Regions from separate parts of the Mus musculus genome. Here region 1 is linked to region 2. A link is a loop called in an ENCODE intact Hi-C map of the cell type or tissue named here. Cell type or tissue: left cerebral cortex. All regions are shown on one strand.

Region 1 (8,000 bases), 260 kb before region 2:
AATGAGGTCACCCTGAGGCTTCCTACGATTGGAGATCCTGGTTTAGCCAGACCCTGCAGTGACACATTCACACTGCTGCTGCTCAATGCCCTCCTTCACGAGGTCATCGATGGTCACCCACTTGAGATAGTGCTCTTCAACCCTTTCCCAAGTTCTGAGCATTTGACTTTTTTTTTTCCGGTTGATAATTTTATAATTCATACACATGTATGCTGTATGCTTCCCCTCCAACTCCTCCTGGGCCCCTCCTCAAATTTTGGAGTGCTATAATTCTGATATGCAATATGTATGTATATAACATATGTATATATAAAAATCTATCAAATTCCACTGGTGTTACTCTTAGATACATTTCCCGGGTCTATTCCTTAGCATCGGGAAACCTACGAAGGGACTTGTTTCTGGAGAAAACAAAGACTTCCTTCCTCAGCTCCGTATCTATAGGTGGGGCTGTGTGAAGTTCTCTTCCATTCCTTGTTGACATGTTGACAGATGTCATATTTTGCAGACTTCAAGCAAGTGTTCACTCTTGGAAGCAAGCTTGCACAGCTCTTTCTCATACTGGAAGAACCAGTCCTTGGTAAGAAAGCTTCCAGGTCTGTTCCAGAGAGATTCTTCAGGTACTATGACCAAATTATGTGGTGTCTCAGCAATAGGGTCTTACATTCAAGATCGGCAAGGCAACTAAGGGCAATGGAAAAAGCTTATATTGTTTTGGAGGTGTATTGGAGGCATGCAAGCGTAGAATTGGAGGTCTTGTTAGATGTCCCATGGCTGCTTGGAAAAACATCACTCTGTGTAGAATAAGTTCATCTAAACTATCTATATCGATATATCTATATCTTCATGCTTACATGGTATATGCTTATAAAATAATATGTCTTAATATGGCCCTTTCCAAAACCCCCAGTGTTATTTATCTTTTCCCCCTCTCCTTTTGCAATACCCATCATACCTTTTCCCTGGCTAGGGTCCTTCATTTTTCCCTTTTCCTTTCACACCACCTGTGTCCTACTGTCCCCTTTATGTCCCATCTTAGTCTCCACAATCTGATTATATTAACTTACATGGTAAAAAGACATTGAGTATACAGATCATTCCTGAATCTTGAAACAAGGTTATCTTGGTTTACTTAATTTGGCCCCAAAGGTTTCATGTAAGAAGGAGTCAAGAGTCTTAGTGCCAAAGAAGATGAATTAATGGCAGAAATACCAGGACAAGAGGGGTCAGACGATGGCCTCACTTCTCATTTTGGAGACAGGAAAAGACCACAATAAAGGTTGCAGGTGACCTCCAAAATCTGACTGGGGAGAACACACAGTATCCCCAAATCCCCAAGAAGGAATGAAACCATCCCGGCCATTTCCTTTTTAGCCCAGTAGAGGCAAGTGGGGCTCCTGTCTCCTGAATCACAGAGAGTAAGTTTGTGTGACTTTGTGACATTGAATTTTTGGTAACAGTCACAGCAGCAATAGGAAATGAACACAATGGAGATTGGAGGTCATAGGAAAATAGACTGGAATCCTCTTTCTCTGATTAGCTGTGGGACTAGAGACCAGTTGGTTAATCTCTGCAGTGCTTGTTGCTTTAAACCTTTACAATGAACTATAGAGAAATATGTTGTAGTTCAGATGAAGCTGGGTTGCTGACACCCCACATGTCACTGCTAGAAGTGCACCCACATACATGACTACTTCTCCCGGAAGTGCTAATGGGGCTCTTATTCGAAATACAAGTAAGCCTTTTTCAAACACATGTTGCAATCTCTCTGGTTTCTGTCACTTTCCTTCAGTTTCTGTGTGTAACAAAGTGTTAAAATGTGACCATCTCTCTTTGAGTTTAGCTAGAATCAAGAATAAGGCAAGAACCCTTTCATTGCAAGAGGAGTTCTGAGCCATTCTTACAGGACTGGAGTAGACAAAGCTGAAACAGAACCTTCAGCATCACTGTCGTTAGGGAAGGGAAGTGATGTAGAACTAGCGCTCAGTCCCCTGTGCCATCTTACAGTCTGGGCACTTGTTTACACACTCCTTTCTCATGTAAGTAGTTTCTACTCCTCTTCCCTCAATCTTTTCCTCACTCTTAAACTCTCTTCCTTGTCTCTTCCCCTTCCTTCCCTTCTTATTAATTGCTTTTATTCTTCTATTTTCCTTGATATTTCTTTCTGTTTTTTTCTCTCAAGAATTTTCTTCTTCTGGCCATGTTGAGAGTTCCCACTAAGGTTGTTTTAATTTCTTCCTGAATATTTAAAATGATTTATCATTTAAGCCTTTACTGAAGAATTTTATTGACCACACTTTGTGATTTGAAATGGTTGAGTTGACAAAAACATATAAGGGGATGGATTATGGAAAGTTGAATCAATTTTGTTCCTACCCCATGGTTGATTAGAGGACTCAAAATCATTCTGAGCATGTGTTCTATTCTCTTGGGGTTTACTGGACAGTTTTCTGGTGGAAAGTAATCAAAGAAGTCTACATAGCCACTACTCTTCCTCACTGGGTTGTACAACACTGAGGAAGGACCACACTGGGAAGGAAGGAACTCTCATTATGGGGGTTGGAAAGGATTCTTGCATCTTTCTCATAAGCAGGAAATAACCAAGGATAGAGGGTCATCCTAGAATAGAAAGAGAACCTTGAGATCATGTTGATAAGGTGGACTACCTTCTCTAAAGACTAAGGGTTGAAGTTAGGATGGATATTAGGTAAAAGATCTGTCCCACATGGAGGTATTTGATAGTCACTGATGAAGAGTCTGAGAGAAACCTGAGAGTGTCTTTTAGGAAAAAGGAACCAACCTTCCTACATGCAGGTCTGAGGAATACTGGAGGACAGTGCCCGTGCCAACTCAACACATAAATGGTTATGTGAGATTTTTCTTCCTATAGGTTGAACCTTGGAGAGCTCAGAAGTCAGTGTTGCCATTTGGGGAGGAGAGAACAAAACACTAAGTGTTTTCCCGGCTTTGGGCTCTCTGGCTACCCAATCTATACAGAAGTTCCAATGCCAACTGAAGCTCAGAGTCAAATCATTTTCCCCTGATTTATACACAATCAAATTGAGGCAACAGAAGTGCTGTCTGTCTTGATGGCTAGAAATAGAGATTTTCATTCCCAGCCGTGTCTAAGAAAACCGTGGAAACTATCTGAGAATTCATGCCAGGTCCAGAAGAGTGACAGTCCAGAGCGCTTTTGGGAAATGGTGGTTAGGAAGAAAAGGCGTGTCTGTGGTCTGCCAGTGGGCTAAAGTGTGAACTGTTTTTCCAGCACTCAGCAGATGCCTACACCCCCCCTGTCTCTCATTTCATCCTTTCCAGACCAACTCCTGAATCCCAGTCTGTGTTGGCTTCCCCCTTATCAACCTTATTTTTCATCTTCTATTCTTTTTCTCCCTTTGTAATAATATAAACTCCAGAAAGACATGTGTTCCTCTTTCCTCCACAATTCTGTCTTCAGCCTCTAGAACAACAGCTTTACAAAGTCAGTTTTTGATTCACATTCATCTAATAAAACCCACAGGTAAACACACCTGGCTGGCTTCATGTTCGTCAACTCAGAAGAACCCATCATTTTCTTAATATAAAACCTGGATCCAAGATTCTTTTTCTCAGGTACTAAGAGAGAGGAGAAAGTATAATAAAAAATTGGGTGAAGGCAGAGGTTGGGAGAAGGTGAGTGTGTGGAGAAGGTAGATGTGGGGAGAGGGCAGAGGTAGGGAGAATGCAGAGACAGGATAAAATCTTGGGCAGGAAGAAAATAAGAGAAAAAAAAGTAGAAGATGGGAAGGTACAGAGGTATGGCTCTCCTTACCAAAGGGTTGTTGTTAATACAATGAAATGGAATAATGTATGTGGAGAACTGAGGATATCTCATAAAATATACTAGAGCCATTTCTCAGTATCTGGGGGATTTGCTCCAGAACATATCTCCTCCCTTCAGATGCTCAAGTCTGTGAATACTTCTGTCCATGTATAAGAGTGTTTATATGTGACCATGGATGGTCTCCCATATACTCACAGCCTTCTCTGTGGGATATCAACACTGAGCATTGTGTAAGTGGCAGTAAATAGTAGTTATACTACACTGCTAGGAAAAATGATGGGAACCAAACTTATGTGTTCAGTATTGACAGGTCATATTGTTCTAACTCCAACTTAGACTCATGGTTGATTGAGATTTTACAGATAGAATCTAAAAATCCAAGGACCCAATAATGATATATCTATTGAAAAAATGTTTATATATATATATATTGTGTATAAGTCTTATTTAAGGTTCCTATTGTTGCAATAAGTCATCTTTCCCAAAAGCAACTTGTGGAGGAAAGGGTTTGTTTCCATTTACACTTGTAGTCTCTCACTAAGGGAAGTCAAGGCAGGAACTCAGGACAGGAATCTGTAGGTAGAGGCCCTGGACGAGTGTTGAGAATTAGCTTGCTCCTATTAGTTCATTCAACTTGCCTTCTTATAGGTCCAGTACCACAAGCCCAGGAGTTGCATCTCCCATAATGGCCCGAACCCTCCTACTTAAATCATAAATCAAGAAAATGGACCACACGTTTGCCCCACTGGCCAATCTAGTGGAACCATTTTTTCACATAAAACCTAGTCAGCACAACGTGTATGGGTGTTTTGCCTGCATGTATCTGTATGTGTGGCAGGTGCATGCTGGTGTCCACAGAGAGCAATTATATAGATATTTTTTTGTAACTGCAATTATAGTTGGTTGTAAGCTGCCACGTTGGTGCTGGGAATGGGATCTGTGTGTACAAGAACCACAAGCACTCTTAACCACTGAGCCATCTCTCCAGCCTTAATCACCATCTTTCTTAGATGTGACTGTAGCTTTTCTCTTCTTTTATGTGCACATGTGTACAGATGTGCATCAAAGCGCACGTTTGTGTGTGTGTGTGTGGTACATGTACACATGTTCTCATGCACACAGAGGGCAGAGATTCATCTTCACTGTTTTTCTTAGTTGCTCTTTGTCTCGATTTTTGAGACAGGGTCTTTCACGGACTCTGGAGCGTAGGAATTTAGAAAGACTTGCCCCAGTGAGTCCCAGGAATCCCCACCTGTCTCTGTTGACTGTCTCTGCTGTAATCTATGGCACTGGAGTACAAGTGCACCAACACACCCAGGTTTTTTTATGTGCATTCTGAGGGATCAAACTCAGGTCCTCATGTTTACGCAACAAGCACTCCACGGGTTAAGCCGTGTGTTCCTGGTTCCTCTAAATTCCCTGTTTAATATCAATTTCCTGTGTGTTCGGGTACAAGTTTCTGTGCACACTTCATGAGCAGCTCAAAGCCAAAATATTTTACTCATGAGTCATTCTTTTGCTGCCAAAGCAGCTCCTGTCTCCCCCGCTACCTCAGAGAGTCAGTGTAATAGGAAAAGCCCCTCTCTTTCAAACATCACTTCCTCTTCTCAAGTCCAGCTGGCTGTCAGATCCTGCTGCCGCCATGGGAAGCCCTGACATTTGCCTCCTGTGCTCCAGAGGTGACCTCTTACCGGTGATTCTTCTTCAATTCCAGCCCACGTGGTTGAAAGCTTGGCCCTGACAGAACATATGTTCCCTCACCGCAGAGTTTGTGTGTAAGAGCATTTTCTGAGAGGTTTCCTGCAGGACAAAATGCAGCCCACACAGCAGGAGGCTGAGCTCCTGCAGGCTGTAATGCCTTGGCTTTCTTACATTCTGTCTCCCCATGTCTCCTTGTCCTTGGAGAATTTCATGCTGGTTTTTAAGTTCCTTATGCCCAGATCCTTCTTTTGTTTTGTGTCCTCTGAACATTTCTAGAACTTATGCCTAATAATCTCCCTGTCCTTGTCTCTCACTCCCTCCTTCCCTGCCTCCCTCCCCTCTCTCTTACATAAAAACTTTTTTTGACAATATAATATAATTACAACATTTATTGCTCCCTTTCCATTATCCAAATGCTCCCATCACCCCTCTCCACTATCTCTCAAAACCATGGCCTCTTCTTACATGAATTGTTCTTGCATGCATATATTTCTGAATATCACTTGCTCAACCTGTGCAATGCTACTTGTGTGTATGTTTTCAGAGCTGACCATTTGGCACTGAACAAACAACTGTTGTGCTCTTCCCAGGGGAAGAGGATCTCTCCTGCTCCCAGCTCTCCTCGGTGACCTATAGCTCATCGTGTAGGCTTAAGGCTCCCGGGCTTCGCTTTGCAAAATTTGTTTCTAACACTCTTGCTCAAGGTTTCTGCCTTTCTTCTGGAAGTTAACTGACATCCTCAGTTATAATTATTTACTTTTCTTTCTATCCTTCAAGTGCAATAGATGCTCTTTAAAATGCACAGTTTGTTGACTTTGTTTTATTTTCAGTGTTTAAAACAGGAAGAGACAGAGGCTACAATACTTTGGATGAATAATGCAGATCTTGATTTCATGCCTAAACTAGACAGGTGACCTTGGGTTTGAGACACAGTCTTGGGATGACAGGTACCCTTGTTGCCTGCTAGTGCAAAGGTATATGAGAAATAGTTGTGGCTTCTAAGACACAGCCAAAATTACCAATTTGTTGCACCAGAAATTTAGGTTGCTCAAGTTTTTTCAAGGATAGTTTTATAATGTGTCAACCTGATAAATAACTAATAAACAAAGGGAAAAAACCTATAGGATGAAGAATTTTTATTACAAATGTTAATGATGTCTCTACCCCTAGCCCCCAAACTGCTTATGGGAACCTGTCCCCAGTTAGTTCTGATTGGTAAATAAAAATGCCAACAGCCAATAACTGGGAAGGACAGACAGAGGTGGGATTTTACGATTTCCTGGGCTTGGAGCCAGGATCAGGAAGAACAAGGGGTTGATCCACCATGCTTAGTGGGGAGTGTGGACAAAGGCGAGAGAGACAGGCTTCAATGTGGTAGACAAGCAAGGAGAGTGCCCTGGGCTCTGGACTAAGAAAGCTCACCCAGAGGACATTATAAGTAGGTTTGGAGCAGCCAAGGTAGAGTATAGAATTAGTAAATAATAACTCAGGATTAACGATATGGAGGCTAGGCAGTGGATCAGCTTTTGTACTGTTTAAGGCATATCAAAATATAAAGGTTGTGTGTTTGTCTTTCACTTGGGGATGTAAACCATTGGTGTGGGTGGTGAACCACACTGTTGGGATTTATTCATAATCACTTCTACAGACTTGTCATCCTGTGCTTCTTGAATTTAATAGTCATGCTCTCTTCTGATGTTCCTCATGTTGGGAAGGATAAGACAGAGATATTCAGTGAGCTGTTAAGGACTTTCTATTCTGCAAGGTTAGGAGCTGTCAGTATGGAAAAGACACAAGAAAAGTGGACAAAGGCTTTATAGTAACATCTATCTGGTTTGCCCTAAAGCATAGGAGATACATGGTCATCTGCACACCTGGATCAAATTTGACCCTTACCTTGGTGAGCCAGAGTGCCATGGCTTCCCAGTGCCAGGCCTGTGATCTTCAGATTATTTTTCAGTGTTGGTGTGTTGAATTCTCAACAGTACTATTAGGGCTTCCCTAATTTGATGATAAACTGACTAGTTCATTCCTAAATTAAAAGCAGAATTCATGGTAAGGTATTATACTGGAATGGACTGGAATGAGAGGGAGAAGGAAGGTCAGCAGGCCTTCTCCTATCTCCCATAGCTCAGGACGGTGCTTTGTCAGATCCAGGAAGGATCTTGATGTCCACTTCCACTGAGTGGGGGAAAATCCAGAAAGACAAGCACTGGCACTGGCTTTCCTAAATCACATAGCCCGAGGCCCATGGCTTTCAATAGGAACATAGGAGTTTCCTTCCTGGTTGGGTCATCTTCCTGGAGATCAAAGTTTAAATGCTTCAGTTCCCTTTTTCCACTGGCACTTATGAAAGACACATGGGCCTTGTCAGGCCATTGTTCATGAAAGAGAGATGATTGCTGAGCCTATAGGAGGTGGCTGACTGCTTGTCAGACAGGGTGCCAGTCAATTAGCAGGTAGTGTTTTCTAAGTT
Region 2 (8,000 bases):
CTCTCACCACAAGTTCCATTTAATCAGATTGTGTGACCGATCACAAATATCAATTCAATTCTGTCACACAGAAGGATGAAAATGGGTCTGCCCCCGAGTAGTATTTCAAGTTGTTAATCATACAGATGTCTATAAAATGCTTCTTAAACTTTCAACAGGGCTCACATATGATTAATCTTTAGCGAAAATAGAAAAAAAATAACATTCTGTCCTACTTTTGTTTCAATTCTGTTTATATAATCGCCAGAGTGATCTGTTCATTCAAGGAAAAGACAAGAGACACAGTTGGTGATTTGAAGATAACTGTATTCAAACTAAGGGGACATGACTCACTTAGTGGTTTCGTAAAAACATGTGCATCCTACTTTCCCTTCTCCGCTAGCTATGTGGACTTTGCCAGCCTTTACACATCATGGTCTTAAGGCAGTTTCCTATGGCAGAATGGTCTACCGTGGGCCTTTCATATAGAGCCACCAATCTCCATCTCAATAGCGAGTTTTACTTTGTCACATGAGTAGCACTTTGTCTACCTGAGTAGAGTAATGTCTGGCAAGGAGAAAAGTGAGGTTGTTTCGTACGATATAGCAGCATCAGGCTGTGTATTTACTGAAATAAAAGGTAACATCAATGTGATCATGCAAAGGCAACTTTCAAGGAAAAGTTGAGCAAGAAAGTTTCAAGAGCATTGCAGAAATTTCCTTGGTCAGTTTATCAACATTGTCTGCATTATAAACACGCTCACTCAAATCATAACAGTTTTGAAGCATAGCCATCTACCTATCCTTAGAACAATGGCAGTTCATGCTTCTTACAGGCATTTCGAGACACTGCTTTACTACATTGGGAGATTTCATCTGAGTCTAATTTTACACAATCGTGGTTCCTTTATATAAAAGTATTTCTAACTTTTTAGTTAGGAACTACTCTCTCTATCTAATTTTTTTTTTTGGAAATTGTTATTTAACAATCAAACCTCGTTTTACTTTCTTCATATCTGTTGTTAATATTTTTGGTATTATGCTTTGGAATATGGGTTGTTCTCTTGTAAAATACAAGGGATACACTAGGGTGTCTCAGAGGGAGATTTGTGGCCATTTAGTGAGTTCAGTTTCCCAGCTTCACAACTGTGTACTGACTGTACTTTTCATTTATCTGACATGTTAAGGTCTTGAACCCATTCACAATTGCTTTAACTTTTAAAAATTTATCTACTAACTCACTTTACATCCTGCTCACTGCACCCCTCTTAGTCACCCAGTCCCACAATCTTTCTCTCTACCCTCTCCCCTTCTCCTTTGAGTAGGTAGGTGGCTCCCTGGTATCCTCCTACCCTGACACTTCAAGTCTCTGTGAAGATGTGCACAGCCTCTCCCACTGAGGCCAGACAAGGCAGCCCAAGTAGAAGAACGAATTTCAGAATGGCTTTAATTTTAAAGAAAATGAAAATCCTACTCAAGTAGGGCTGGGGCATAAAAGATTATTATTTATTTACATGACTAAGAACTCCAGAGGCAATGGCTTCGGGTACAAGCTGAACCAGCAGGTTAATTATATTTACGTTAGAAGTTATTTCTTTACATTTCTCATGAATTTGTTCTATGTTCCAGTTTTGGCCTCAGGCTAGAACTGCTAATGGCATCAGCTCCAGGCCCACATCTCCTCCAACAAAAAGGTAGGTCTTAGCAGTCAACTCTTCTAGCCTGGTTTCCAAAGATCAGTCTGATTGAATGAGCAGTGGCAAAGTGTTCAGTTTAAACCAATCATGATGCCAGAAAAAAAGTCATCCCTCCCCCCCCAAATAACCTAAGGACAGACAGGGACCCACACCGTATCTGAAACAAGATATTTCCTCAGAGAACATCTGAGTATCAAAGAAGAGAATTAATGGAAGTAACTGATGCCTACCAAGGAATCAACTCAGGAGGATGTGGTGACCAATCTTGATTTGAGCTCCTCTAGGAAAGCAGCTTACGGCATGTCTATGAGAATGTTTCCAGAGACATCCTGAAGAAGAAAGATGCTGCCTCCAATCTGTGGATTTGTCGCACCATCCTACAGGCTAGGGTCCCATACCAAATATAAAGGCACAAAGGTGAGTTCAGGTGAGCACCAGCATCAGCTGCCTTCTGTTTCTTGGATTAGGATACAATGAGAAGAGCTGCCCAGCTTTGATGCTGCTGAAGGTCTGTTTGTTCTGATCCTCTAGCCATCCCTGTCACAGTGGACTGAGACCAGTCAAAAGCACTCCATCTGTCATTTCTTTTTGTCTTGCATTTTGTCATAGCAAGGGGAAAGGTAAACAGTAATGCAGATGCTACCTGTAAAATAAATCATCATCATTAAAAAATAAAACAAAACAAAAAAACAACCAAAAACCAAGCCTGAAAACACTAAGGGAACTTCATCCTTAAAATTGTTCCACCTCTCCTTAAAAAAAAAAAAATCTGTCTTCCTTTTGTTTGACTCAGTGTCAAACTCTCAGAATGGCTTAGATCCATAGTTGATTTCCTTAAGGCTGAGAATGGGTTAATGATTGAAGGCACTGCATTTACTATAAATAATGTCTCATATGTTCCCAGTAAAGTCCTGCTAGTGAATTCCCTCAATTTGCATCAACCCAGAGGCCAATGTGTAATTATTTAAATGAGAATTTTTTTTAAGAGGACTGATTCCCCAAGGATTGACTCACAACCTATTGTCTTGTGGAGCCAGTAATAGCCTCAAGGAAAAGAAAGTCTTCCACTTACTGTGGAAGACTTCACTAAGTGAAAATAGAGTCTTCTGTCTGTAACAAAAGGGCTCTGTGAGGTTAGAGTGTGTTCCATCTGTCTTAGCCTCACTTATGAAATGAACTCCTTGCTCATGAGCTGATAAGCATCCCCGTTACCATGGTATCAAGGAGGAACTCAGAGCTAACCCAGCATTTGGCATGTGGGAGACCCACGAACAGGTGCAAACACTGTAAACTCAAACATGAACTGCAAACACCCCCTGTAAGTGTACACAGGAACCATTCTCAAGCAAGCCCACAGGAAGGGGGTCTTGGCCCTAGAGCAAGGAGAGTTACCATTAAAACTGTTGCCAAATTCCTATCTTCCTTTAAGGCCTTGAGACTTCATGCTCCTTCTTGCCTCTGAAAATGTGTCTTCTCTTTTATTCCTCTTCAAGTCTAGGCTCATATGTCACCCTTTCCATAAAGCTAGAATAGTTCACACTACCTTCTGAAGACTTCCTATGTAATTCCCACAGTATGCACCTGACATGCATTTGAATTGAATTCCTTAGCCCTCAGTAGAACTGTGATCATGTCCCAGGTGAGATTAGGACTACATCTCAGAGAGATTCCCATGGGCCCCAGCTACTCACTGCCTGCCAAACATTGGCTTTGCTCATGTGGAATATTTTCTTTAAAATACAAATTCCCACTAAGAGGACGATATCTTGTCACCCTTGGATGTATTGAAGAGGATCTAAGTGGCAATCCCGTAAGGGGGTTTTGGAGAGGCTCCCTGTGCTAACAGCAACATTTGACGAACAGCTATTCAGCTCCTTGAGGTCTACAAGCAAGTTTTGCTCCTTGGTTGAGTTCCTCTTCCTCCTCCTCCTCCTCCTCCTCCTCCTCCTCCTCCTCCTCCTCCTCCTCCTCCTCCTCCTCCTCCTCCTCCTCTTCTTCTTCTTCTTCTTCTTCTTCTTCTTCTTCTTCTTCTTCTTCTTCTTCTTCTTCTTCTTCTTTCTATGTCTTTTCCTACTTGAGACACTAGGTTTTTCAGTTTTTCTTCTCTGGGAAAGGTAAATTAGTCTCAACATTTTGTTTTTCCATTAAAGAAAAGAATTATGTTTCAAAATAGTTGGTAGCAAATTCAAAAATAATTCTAACATTTTTATCTTAGGACATGAGTGATTCATGTAGCTAAGCAACCCACACATTCAGTATACATTTGAGCCTTTCTCCCCCAAATATGGGATCCTCATAAGCAGGACATTGAGTCATGTCAACCTTTGGGACAACAAGAATCACAGTTCGACACAATGAAAGGTGAAAAACGCACACAAAATTTCTTTTCCTTTCCTCCTCTTGCAGTGGAGGCGGAAGCTGGTGACTAAAAGGATATTTACGTAACACACTGGATGCTGTCTCTGGTCCTCAGCTGTGCTGGATTCTCCCCAGCACAAGCTCAGCAAGCTTTGCTCGCTCTCTAAACAAGTTTCCACCTGCTCACTGGAGGGCTTATTTTACCTGTTTGAGCACTTTTGCTTTTCCCTGTTTCTAACCATGGTACCAAAGAGAAACACAGACTAATGACTCTGCCTGTTTCTTGGCAGCGTTATGGATGGGATTTAAAGGTAATAGACCATCTTCTTTCCTGGTTGGTTTGGAAAGCCAGTAATGTTTTGTTTCTGGGGAGAGAGTCCTGTCTAGGCCCTCTCTCGTTATTGAAGGGAGGGAAAGTTATAACTGAGAGATGAAGAAAGGCATCCCTATGTGCGCCCAAACTCTGTGGACCATGCCCGTGTCTTCATTTTTCCTTTTGTAGATAGCAAATAATACAGAAATATCAGAGCATTAGTGAGACTCAAATAAGATGTTTGCTTAAGTGATTCTCATTCACTAAGCACTCAATAGACACTGGCTTCCTTCCCTTATTACATGTTCCTTCTGGGAGAAGGGATCAGACACAGTTGAATGCAAAAGATCTTGACTCTCCTATACCATTGTAAGTGCAGAATCAACAATGTGAACGCCTGGGAAGCTAAGACACTTTCAGATTGATGACGGCCATCTTTGTACCCTCTGCTCCCTTAATTCTATTTATTTACCAAGTATATTCAGACTTCAATTTTCCGAGCTGGTTGTTAGAGTCTAGAAGGCATGATTGAGTGAGACATGATCACTTTCCTCAGAGGTCTCCTTGTATTGTGAGACACAGCTGTGTAAATACAATCACAACAGCCAACAGTCACAGAACACTCACTATGTGCCAAGCATTGCCCTGTGTGCTCTGCATACACTAATTTATTTACTCCGTTCAACAGCTATGTAATTTGGTTGAATGTACCAAAATATGTTTCACAAAATGCTCTTGAACCCCCAAATGACCAAGGAGCTAAATCCGATGCAATCATAATAGGATCTCTTTATTCAGGCTTGAGCTTGGGCTCCCCACTAACCATGATACAGCAGGAAGGTGGAGTCCTGAGCCTAGTTTTAGGCAAACATTTATAGAGGCAAGAAGGGAGTACGTAGCTTGGTACACATCTGACTGGGGGACCATTATGGGCTTTAACATAACTGGCTGATGCTGGGAGCCAAACCATAAACCTGATTTTTTTCCTGATTGGTGATTGATAGGAAGTGAAGTATCAGGGTGGGCTTGTAATCTGGGGGTGCACATTTATTTGGGGGGAATAGGCTGGAAACTGGTAGACACAGGTCTTGTTGGGCAGTAGCCTGGAAACTGGTGCTACTGAATTCAAACTTAGGGTAGGTTCTCTAAGATGGAGTCTGAACCCAAGAGCTTTGGCTTCTTATTATCAACTACAGTTTTGAGCCAGCAATGGGCTCAGAGAGTTCTCCCCATGGTCACATAGTTAGGCAGTGGGGTCTAGCTCTACCATATTTTTCTCTTTACCATTATTTTTCGTTACCATGCTACATACAGACAGCATACACTCCACATAAAGATCCCAATGTCAAGGCCTGTGGACAGAATGTTTGACAAAGCTAAAGGGACAGGAGGCATTAGATGCATCTTTCAATATTAGAATGTTTAAATTATTTTAGCTTCCTCAAACATGATCTTCATTGATACATCATTTTAATCCAAGGGCTTCACTGGTCTCTAAAAAGGTTGAGGAAATAGAAGCCATCCCAAGCTGCTGATTACAGATATTTCTCTTGAATTTCCCCAAATCCCATTTAAAAATTTGAGCAGCTAAGTAACAGCTCTCTTGCTCCAAAATCCATTGTGACAAAATCTTCCTGTGAGTAAGGAAACGTCAGTACCGCTGGGTTTGCTGCTTGCTGACCCTTAGCCATGCAATGACTCTGAACTTTCTAGATCATCACAGTGCTAGATGAGGAAAGGTCTCATTCAGGACAAGTGATGAAGTTTACTGAGGATAGCTTATGGCTACCAGTAACCTATCTCTTGACAAATAGCTGGGACTCTATTGGTCATTGTGTTTTCTATTTACCCGACTATCAAACAGCAAGTTAGACACTGGATCCAGACCTGTCCACATGACCTCAGCTCCCCTGTGCTGCTGTGACTAGCTACTCCCTAGTCTGGATTCCCGACTGTGTCTGTATTCTGTGGAGCTTTTTCCTACCTGGAAGCTATGCCCTTTTGTTGGAGATAAGTGCATCCAATTCTGCCACTCCTTTAACTATCAGGAATTCATGATGGCACCTACATCAAAGGCCTAGGGAGTGTGCTCAGGAGACTGTTTGCCTACATGCTGTTTCAGACTGTACCTGGGAGGGTAATCTTTTCATCCTGTCGTGCCTTCCTCAGAAGCCTATCAAACAACTCCTGGCCTTTTCCACCTCCCTTTTATCACCCTCTGGAACAAAGTTGGGACTTGTGCAATGACGGGGTGCTTTTCTGTGGGAACAATAATCTCATTTCAATATGTGTGGGTGGGTAGATTATACATTATGGGCTTGGAGCTCAGTTGTAGGACTAGGGAGGGACTCGGTTAAATAGTTGTATGATTAACAAGCTGCTGGATTTTTATGGTTGCGGGAAGAAAAAAAAAGGCTACTGTGGGAATAATCGGTTCAGATGGAGAATGATTCACCCCAAGGTATTCTGTAGGTTGTAAGGTAGGAGTAGAGACAGGCAAGGCAGTGACCCCCCACATACTTGAAAACAAGTGGAGGTTATTTCTTCAGAGGTCTTTCTTTTTTTTTCCCCATTTTTTAATTAGGTATTTAGCTCATTTACATTTCCAATGCTATACCAAAAGTCCCCCATACCTCCCCCCCCACTCCCCTACCCACCCACTCCCCCTTTTTGGTCCTGGCATTCCCCTGTACTGGGGCATATAAAGTTTGCAAGTCCAATGGGCCTCTCTTTGCAGTGATGGCCGACTAGGCCATCTTTTGATACATATGCAGCTAGAGACAAGAGCTCCGGGGTACTGCTTAGTTCATATTGTTGTTCCACCTATAGGGTTGCAGTTCCCTTTAGTTCCTTGGGTACTTTCTCTAGTTCCTCCATTGGGGGCCCTGTGGTCCATTCAGAGGTCTTTCAATGTGGTCTCTCCATTCCTCTCCTCTTTTCTTCTTCCTCTCCTTCCTTCTCATCTTTTTAAAGCTTTTCTACCTCCTTGGGGGGGGGGAATCTGAATGACAGAGGAAAAATGCCAGTAATAGGTGATGCTTTCCTGTATCAGAGCATGCTACTAGTAGCAAGCTATTAGTTACACAGACGGGCTACAGTAAGGAATTGGAAGTCTGCTGCCAAAATAGCGTATTTTTTTTCATTAATCAGATCACTCGTCTTGATTTCACTCACTGTTTTTGAAAGTGTAAATTGGACTCAATAACTTTCCATGTTTTCTCTGAGTTTGTCGACTCACTGACAGTTTGTTGACTCACTGACAGTTTGTTGGGACCTAACACACTAATGTAGGGCTACAGGTCTGTTAACAAACTCTTGGTCCCTGCCTGTGTTTTGAACCAATGGAGAAAAGGTCACTCAATTTAGGCAGATAGAGACAAGACTGTCACCATGTCAGTAGGGAAACCCTGCTAAGGGTCAAGATTCCAGAGAACAGCAGTAATGGCTTTCCTAAGGCCCCAAAACTTCAAATTATGAGCAATTTGTTGAACCATTCTCCAAGGCAGTTCAGACAAGTGTGTTTCCCACCTGCTAGTGGTGGTGGGGTCTCCTTCTCTGGGAGGCTTCCAGCACGGAATCACAATTCATGCTATGTCTTTTGCTTTCAGGGCTACTCGAAAGACTCCCAAATGAACAGCTTGTGTGAATAAGCTC

Evidence for each region. Hi-C counts contacts between places; a loop is a spot of excess contacts. Peaks named below come from ENCODE experiments on the same cell type or tissue, not always from the same donor. Only the 100,000 strongest peaks of a DNase experiment are listed, where the experiment ranks them.
Region 1: a loop joins it to region 2, with 2.1 times the contacts of the local background. A loop is called at or near these places in 2 of 42 quality-filtered maps.

Annotation. Positions count from the first base shown.
Region 1 is chr15:61,768,419-61,776,418 of GRCm38, reverse strand. D030024E09Rik (RIKEN cDNA D030024E09 gene) reads left to right here and starts at 1,968. Exons shown (of 5, transcript NR_040350.1): 1 at 1,968-2,039; 2 at 3,521-3,612. In left cerebral cortex, CTCF peaks have their summits at 3,268 and 3,474; DNase peaks (open chromatin) are centred at 3,213, 5,395 and 5,588.
Region 2 is chr15:61,505,174-61,513,173 of GRCm38, reverse strand. No RefSeq gene overlaps it. Among named protein-coding and RNA genes, the nearest start is that of Gm24696, 150 kb to the right of the region's middle. In left cerebral cortex, no CTCF peak of the experiment used is centred here; DNase peaks (open chromatin) are centred at 2,915, 3,320, 3,396, 4,109 and 1 more place.